Regions from separate parts of the Homo sapiens genome. Here region 1 is linked to region 2. The links are chromatin contacts, found by Hi-C in ENCODE. All regions are on one chromosome and are shown on one strand. The core of a region is the stretch at or near the end of the contact, and the rest is flanking DNA. Distances in the headings are between cores, read along the strand shown.

Region 1 (4,349 bases), core at 812-3,311, 1.7 Mb after region 2:
CGTGCGGGGACCGCGCACCACCAGACTTCGACGCCTTGGCCTCTTTCTCCACTTTTCTTGCTTTTTCTTTTTCTTTCTTTCTCTCCTTCTCCCTTTCTCTGGGTTCCTTCTTTTTTCCCCTTTCCTCTCCCTTCTTTCCGTTCCCTCTCTCACTCTCCCCCTTTTATTTCCTATCTTCCTTCCCTTATCTATTCCTCTTGCCCCTCTCTCCCTTCCTTTTCTCTCCTTACCTTTTTTCTTTTTCTTTCTCCCCCTCCCTTCTTTTCCTCACCTCTCTTTCTCCTTCTCTCCCCCTTTCTTTCTCTTTTTGCAGGCTTTCTCTCCCCTCTCTCCTTCTTTCTTCTTTATTCCTTTCTCTTTCCCCTTTCCTACTCTCTCATTTTTATTTCCCTTCCCACGTCGGGGCAGAGGAAAATCCGAAAACATTCTACAACTTTAAAAGAAAATCACCACTATCCTGAAAACTTTGCGCATGACCTCTGCCCGCTGCTCCACCATGAGGGCAAGGGTTGGCAAGAGGGGTGCAGCCCTGAAGGCGACCGCTGCGGGGCGGGGTGGGGGAAAGCGGCCCTGTGGCCCCAAGTGCAGGCCGCGCCCCAACAGCCCACAGCGGGAGAGGGTGGGGGGGCTTCTTGCACAAAAAGGCAAAGAAAAATCATCCTGGCAAAAATGTTCTGGGAAAGGTCTGGGGCAGAGAGGGAGTGGGAGTGCAGCAGGCGCAGGCCGCTCCTTCCTTTTGAGGAAGCGCCTGGCATAGGTGCCACTGCAGGCTAAAAAAAGAAAAGAAAAAAGTCAGTTTTATTTAAATGCCCCCTTCTCAACCGTCTGCTCCTGCCATCCAAATTGCGCTATGGCCGGACCGCTGGTTTTTGGATTTTAAAAGAAACCAACAGTTCTTTCCTTTCCCTGCGACACCTCTGCAGCAAGCTCGAGGCGAAACTTGAGGATAACAGGTTCGGGGTAAAAGGACATTTGTTCTGGAATTTTTAATTTCAGAAAAAAATAAAATATTTTAAACAGCTCGTCTATTTTAAAAAATAAAATAGCAGAGAAAAAATTAGCATCCAGAAGTCACACATTTCATACATTTTAAATACATTAAGGAGCATTTGGAGAATCCCAGGAAGATGTTTTCTGCAAAGCTTGGGTTTAAAAGGTCACAAGTAATCTGCAATTAAAAAAATAAAACCAAAACATTGCATATACAGAAATCTTCCAAAGAGGAAAGGCCAAGGCTCACTCAGCCTGGAGACCCCGATTCACCAGCTTTTGGGCTTCTTGTCTTCATCAAGTTGGTGCTACAAGGGTCCACCGGCCATCTACTGTTTCTGACCTGTCGCCGCTCTTCAGAGCACACCCAAGGCCACCAAAAGGGGCATTTAAACAACCTAACGATCAACACCGAAAAGCTAAAGGCTCCCTAAGCGAAAACGGGCCTTTTTCTGGAAGCAGGGAGGGAGGGAGGGAGAGACAGCCCTGGCTAGATGTTTAACGCTCTTTGAGGCAGCAGGCCTCAGAGTTATGCCCTCTCCTTCCTTCCTCTCCAAATTGACAATTCCAGGCCACTGGCCCCCGAACACCAAACATCCAAATCAGGGCCCAATGCCCTTAGTAAGTGCCTGACGGGAGCATCCTTACCTTGCACGGCCTTTTCCGGGTCGGCGCGGCTGGTCAGCGGAGCAGGCAAGCTCTGCGCGGCTCCCAGCAACCGCATTTTGCACGGGCTCCTCCGGCCCAGGATGCTGTCGATGCAGTAGGAGGAGAGCAAAGTTGGAGATTTACTTTTGCACTCGGGCCTCTCGGAGCAGCCCTCCTCCTGGTACTGATTGCTCATGGCTGGGGCTTTTTCCCAGGGCGCAGAGAGCGGATCGCCGGCTGCCTCTCCCGGAGGGTGGGATGGATGGGTGTGTGTTGGGGGTGGGGTTAGATAGCGGGTTATAACGGATATTATTGCGATCTTTGTGCCTTTCTGCCTCCCTTGGTTGCCGGCTGCCGGCTCCCGCCCTGCCCGCGGCCCGAGCTCGCCCTCTCCGCGCTCAGGACAAGCGGTAACAAGTGTAGTGAGCAGCGGGCGCTGAGCTCTGGAGTCTCTCTCCTCCACGTGCTGAGAGGCGCCCTCTGATTGGCTCTCGCCAGAGGCCGGGCTGCGTCGGCCTGTGGGCGCGGCGCAAAGCCCGGACTGGATTCCAGAGGGGCAGGCGGGGGTGGGGGCAGCGGGCACGCACCAGAGCCAATTTTCCTTTTCTTTCTTTCTTTTTTTAAGTTACCAATTTTCTAAGTCCGCTATCCTCTTCCTGCAGCTCCTCCTTTGACCCTTTAGTGTTGGCCGAAGTTCTAGCTTATTGGGATGCCAGGCCTGTGAATGCCATCTGGGTGGCGTGCGCCCCTTCCACCAACCCGAGGACCTCGCTCCCTGGAGGCGAGGCCTCGAGGCTCACGTTCAGACTCACTCGGCACTTTTCAAAGCCGATATTGGGCTCCCAGGACACCGCCTTGACCTCCCTGGCGCTCAATTGCCGTCCTCTCTAGGCCGGACGGGCGTCGGGGGGCCAGGGTGACCGCCCCAAGCAAACATCTGCCGTCTGGGAGTTCGCTTTTCTCTTGCGGCCCAAGGCATTGCGCTGTCTATCTTCACCCTGAGCCCGACTGTGTCTCTCTTGTTTGTAGCGTCCCCCAACCGCTCTCCTCTCCGTTTTAAACTCTGGAATGGGAAAAAGCCTCCTTACAGACAAAGCTCTGCCATAGGCGCGCGGCCTTCCCTAGAGCATTTACTGGGTGGGAAGGGACAGGCGAGTATCAGCAGCGAGGAGGGGCGACTGGGGACGAGTCTGGGGGCCTCCTCTTTCTCCCTGGACTCTCTTCCCTCTTTCCCCCACAAATTCGTATCTGTTAGGCCTTCACCCTGAGGCTGTTCACCTTCCAATCGCAGCTAGGGAGCAGAACCCTCAGGGATCCCTGACCTCTCCAGGGTGGAAGGAACCCAAATTCGGCTGCAGCCAAATCTAAGCGTCTAAAATTCTGAATTCTCATGACCTGGCTCCCTTGAGCAAAGGTGAGAGAGTGAACCTTAGAGAGAGCGCCTTTCTTCCCAAACAGTTTCCAGCGCCGAGAACTAAAACCCAACTCCAACTGATGTTGGGTCGAGCCTGGGCCAGCACGGACGCCTTCCCTGCCTGGGTGCAGGTTCCCAGGGATTTCCAGGGGCCCCAACGCTGGCAGAATTGGGGCGAAGGTGGTGGGTGAGAGAGGGGCCAGGGAGGGGGAATCCACGCCGGGTTTTCCTCTCTCAACTCCCTTCAATGTGTCAAAGAGAAAAGCATTTTACAAAGGATTATACTTGAATCACTTACAGTCAGTATTTAAAAATACAAGGATGCATAACTGGGATTTTTTTTTTTCAGCCATAAACATCTGCATAACTCTTGGATGCTGGTGGGTGGGTAGCAGACAGATCGGGCTGCCTCCGCAGGAAACTTCAAGACAAAACTGGGGGGAGGGGATGAAGGGTTGGGAACAGGCACATTAATAATGCGAATACTAATACTGATACTACTACTACTATTAAAGACAGGACAAAAAGAATTCCTCTGTCCCTCTCTCTCTCTCTCTCTGGCTTTTAGCTTAATTCTCATCCGTTTTTTTCTGCACTTGGATGATAGGGCGGGCTGTGGTGGGGAGCGGAGGAGAACCCGAGCCATCGCTGACATTTGATTTTCCTTTAAGCCCTCTCTGCGATTCAAAGTCACCTGGGATCTCTCCTTGCCTTTCCCGCATTCTTCCTTTTCCATCCCCACCAAGAGTTCGGTGTTTTTACACCGTCCGGTTCAGCTTTAAACTAACATTCTGCGCGCTGATTTCCTCCCACATTCCCTCCCCCGGCCCCGAAAGCCCATTCCAGGCGCGCGGGTCTCATCGCAGCCAAGAGGAGTAAAGACACTTCGGTTTCCTCCTAGCCTCCAGCCGCGGACCCTCGCGGGCGTCCCTGCGGCTTGGTGGTTGGGAGAGACGGAGGCACTTTTCCCTCCCCGGCGGGCCCCGCGTTGGAAATCCACAAGACCCGGCTGCCGGGTGGCTCAGTGACTTCAGAGTCGGCTCCGCACACGCAGGGAGTGGGCTGAAAATGAGTCCAAGAAAGATCGTGTTAAACAAAAACACAAATGCACAAATCATTTCTGAGAGCCCAACGGAGTTTCAGCTCTCTGGGTGGAAGACTTCTTTGCCTCCATCCCCCCTCCTCCCCCTTGTGCAGCTGTTCTTCTTTTAAAAGAAGTCGGACTTTCTGCTGGGGTGTATTCTAATTTTAATCATCCACTGTAAAAGGGGAGGTTAACAAAGAATTTCTGATTCTG
Region 2 (4,126 bases), core at 1,451-3,950:
GTGCCCACCCACTAGCTGCCGCTGGCTCAGTCGCAAAGAGCTGGGTTCGCAGTATTTCCCACCGCCACCCCTCCTCCCCGCCCTTCCATCTTTCCGTCTGCCCGGGCTGAGAGCCACGCAGGGCATCCACCCTGTCATTTAGCACCTCGGCTACGCAATGGTGGGTGGTTTCCCAAAGCGCGTGCCCTCGCAGCCACTCGCGCTCGCCTCGCCGCTTGCAGGGGCACAAGTCAATGAGGCTTTTCCCTCCGCGATCATGGTGAATCAGCAAAGCGCTGCAGAGCAGCGGCACCTCCACGAGCAGAAATTAAGATGCTGGGGGAACGGCACGAGTGGAGTGTGGCAGGGGAATTTCTAGCCCCTTCCAATGTGTCCCTCCCAGGGACGGCGATACTGGGGGAGGGGAGTCAGCTGGAAGCTGCTGGACTTAGGCGTCGCGGGGAGCCTCTGGAAACAGAGCAGTGTAGGGAATAACGAAGATGAGCACAGAAAGTGGACGAGAAATGGGTGGAAGGATCTAGGGAGCACAAGCAGAGCAGGGCAGGTGCGCCCCCGGGGTGGGCAGCGCAGCAGGAGCAGGTGTTGCTGAGGAAAGGTAGGAAGGAAGTCCGGTATGGGGGAAGGGAGGAGATCATCAAATAAGGAGGATTTCCCAAACCGCGACTTGCTGTTTCCAACGTGCAAGTTCCCAAGTTCAGTTTGAGAAGTGAAGGGCCGCTAGGTGTAGGGGAGTCTGGAATGGGAACGTTAGGGAAATGCCTCCCCGAGGCGCATTCTCCTACCCATTCTCCTCTTTCTTCCCCCCCCCCCACTCCCCTTCCTCTTCCTGTCCCTATTCGTCTTCCTTCAGCTTTGATTAATATGCATGTCTATGCTCCGTAGTGCGGGCCACCGCCTCCCGTTCGACCCCTGGCACTGGGAGACTGAGCTGTAGCGACCAAAGGCTTGGGATGGGGAGGCTGAGCGCTCAGAGCGCGGAGTCTGAGGACCCCTCGCCGCGCCCTGTATCCCACCCCCCTGGCTGGAGAGAGCGCCTCAGTGACCCAGACTCCGAGATCCCGCTCGGTCTGCGTTGCAGTGGACAGACCCAGGAGCTTGGAGCGCGAAATGAAACGCGCTAAATTGTACCTGTGCGTGGCCGTTCCCGCCGCCGCCGCAGGTCTATCCCGGGGCCGAAGCCGGCGCCCGCCTTCTCGGGGAATTCTCCGGAGGGGGAGTGCGAGGGGAACCACGGTGACTGCCTGCTAGCTCACGGCTGGCGCGCACACGCACACGCCCAACTTTGCCAAGCCGTCGGCGCCCCGCGGGCTCCCCCGCGCCCCCTGCGGCTCAACACGCTCGGAGACCTGTATCTCTCCTGCTCTGAGATAAGGTTCCCTCCACTCTCACACCTTCGCATGTAGGGGAGGAGAGGGCGGAGTGAGGCAGAGAAGGGGGTTAATGCTACTGACTCCCTGGCCAGCCTTTCTCAAACACTCTACGCCCGCAGGGGCGCCCGCGCCAGCCACGCCGCACCAGGTCCCCCAGACCTGCTGGTGACGACAGAGAGAGGAGGAGGAAGAGAAGGCAGGGCGAAGAACCGGGAGCCGGGGAGCCCCGGAGCTCGGGAGCCCGGGAGCCCAGGCGACGGACAGTTCCATCGACTGACCGTCATTATCAGCACTTTTATTACTAAAGGACTGGGTGGGAGGTTGGGGGGTGTGCAACAGAGCTGGCCAGCCCCAATCCACTCTGGAGCGACCCTAAATTAGAGCCACAGAGAAAGATTCTCCACGGATACCTTTTGAGTGGACGTGCTCCAGACACACACCCGGACCCCGTGGTCCCGCCGAAGCTGCAGTGTTGGGGGTATTTTAAACGGTTCTTATTTGGAAGGAGGCGTGATTTCCACGTTCGAGCGTCTTCGCTCCCCACCCCCTCTCGGCACCAGCCAGTGCGCGCCACCACCTGAGCCTGGCGAGAGCCGGGACGCACGCAGTCTTCAGCCTGCTCCTTTAAGCCTCTGGAGAGACTCGGCTCTGAGCGGGTCCGCCCGACACCCGCCCCCTCCCCCCACTCCTGAGAACTCTTTACTTTTTGTTTGGAAAATCGGGGCCATTTCTTTATTTATCTCTGGGTCTTCCCGGAGGAGGGCAGAGAAGGGGAGAGCGAGCTTGGCGGGCCGGACCGGGGGAGGGGAGCGAAGGGAGGGGAGGGGACTGGGTGTAGCCTGGAATTCTCCGTCCTCGTGTTCCTGGGCGGGCGCGCAGAGTCTCCTGGCGATAGCGCCGTCGCCGCTCCCCGCGCCACCCCGTCGTTGGCCTTGGGGGTCGGGTGAGTGGGGTCATGACGAGCCGCGGGGGCTGCCCCGGGCCCCGCCCGCGCTGAGAGGGGACGCGGCCGCGCGGCGCGGAGCCCCCCTGGCGGGGAGGCCGCGGGGGGTGGGGAGGGCGCACGCGGTAGGGCGGAGTGGGGGCGGCGCAGAGGCCGCCAAGCTGGGGGGCTCTCCGGGAGGGCGCGGCCGCGGGCAGGAGGGCGTGTCTCCGGCTCGAGGGGACCCTCCCGAGGCGCGGCGCGGGACTCCCCGATGGTGGTGCCGCGGCTCCGGGAGAGCTCAGGGTCTCGCCGCCGCCGCCGTCGCCGCCGCCGCGGGCGCCGCTGCCGCCGCCGCCGCCGCCGCCGCCGCCGCCGCCCGAACCCGCGCCGAGCGTGCGCCTCGCCCTCCTCCCGCGCCCGCTCTGCTCTAGGATGCTGCGGCAGGTTCTGCACAGGGGCTTGAGGACGTGTTTCTCCCGGCTCGGCCACTTCATTGCCAGTCACCCTGTCTTCTTCGCCTCGGCGCCGGTGCTCATCTCCATCCTGCTCGGCGCCAGCTTCAGCCGCTACCAGGTCGAGGAGAGCGTGGAGCACCTGCTGGCGCCCCAGCACAGCCTGGCCAAGATCGAGCGCAACCTCGTTAACAGCCTCTTCCCGGTCAACCGCTCCAAGCACCGTCTCTACTCGGACCTGCAGACCCCCGGGCGCTACGGCCGGGTCATCGTCACCTCCTTCCAGAAAGCCAACATGCTGGACCAGCATCACACCGACCTGATCTTAAAGGTGAGAGGGGACGGGTGCGGGCAGACTCCGCCAGCGCCGCGGCCGCGGTCGGGCTGGCTCTGCGCTGGGGTCCCGGCTGAGAGCGCCACCTCTCCTAGCCCAGGCAGCTGCCGCAGGGACTCTCCTGCACCGCGCGCCCCAGGGCGGCCGACTGGAGCCTCCCAGCCTCCTGGACAAGGAGCGTCGGGGTCCGGGTCCGGCCCTGCCCGCGTCGCCTCTACCGCCACCCCGCAGCTGCTGCAACAGTTGGGGCGGCGGCGGCCACAGTGCTGTGGTCGGTGCGCTTGTTTTGGTCGCAGTGGGCTTGGGGGTGGGGAGGCTTTGGGGTAACTGGGCCAGCAAGGAGCAGAACGAGAGAAGACATTCTGGAAAGTCCTACTACTTGAGAACAAAATACTATGCTTGGAGGGGATTCCGAGATACCCCTCCCTGTCCTCAGTTTTGTTTCTCCCTTTTTCTGGCCCCCCGGAGTGTTTGGGGAACGGTTGTTGGTGTGGGATGTTGGGAAAGGACAAAAGAATGTGAGGCGGGATGGTGATGAAGATGCCTCCCACCCACCCAGAAAGAAGTGTGGTCTCTGGCGAGGACAGGGGGCTGCCCTGCTGCTCTCTTCTCCGGAGCGAGGTAGCCATCTCTATCTTCTAGGGTATGAAATTATGTTTGTAATTCGCAGTTCCTTCGTCTTTCACAGTAGCTCCTCAAGAAATGCCAAAACTTTGGGAAAAGAGGGAACCGATCAATCCACTTTTATTTGGGTGCATCTGAGCATGGGGGTGAGGGGCAGAGCCCGAAGGGTGAGAACAGAAGCCAGGCTGTGTGACCCCGAGAAGAGCACAGGAAACCGAGCAGCTGGTTAGAGGGTGACACTCGCAGAAACCGGTTGTGCCATCAGCTTGAGGTGGGAATTTGATGTGGAAAGTGAGGTTAATGGTGGTAACTTTCAGGAACTTCCTAAGAAAAGCAGAGGAGTGAGGACTAGAGATGGAAAAGTGGAGACCTCGGGAGAGAAAAGTAAAAATAGGTGAGAATGTTCCATCTGAATCCCTGA

What was found. Hi-C counts contacts between places; a loop is a spot of excess contacts on that map. Pooled maps may share reads with other maps.
Region 1: a pooled map shows a loop between it and region 2 (19-fold over the local background). The contact joins the promoter of ARX here to the promoter of PTCHD1 in region 2. A Hi-C loop is called at or near these places in 5 of 37 single-sample maps with no recorded cell type and 8 of 50 pooled maps.

The regions. Positions count from the first base shown.
Region 1 is chrX:25,013,904-25,018,252 of GRCh38, forward strand. ARX (aristaless related homeobox) reads right to left here and starts at 2,062. Exons shown (of 5, transcript NM_139058.3): 1 at 1,639-2,062. The coding sequence starts at 1,834.
Region 2 is chrX:23,332,149-23,336,274 of GRCh38, forward strand. PTCHD1 (patched domain containing 1) reads left to right here and starts at 2,701. Exons shown (of 3, transcript NM_173495.3): 1 at 2,701-3,078. The coding sequence starts at 2,728.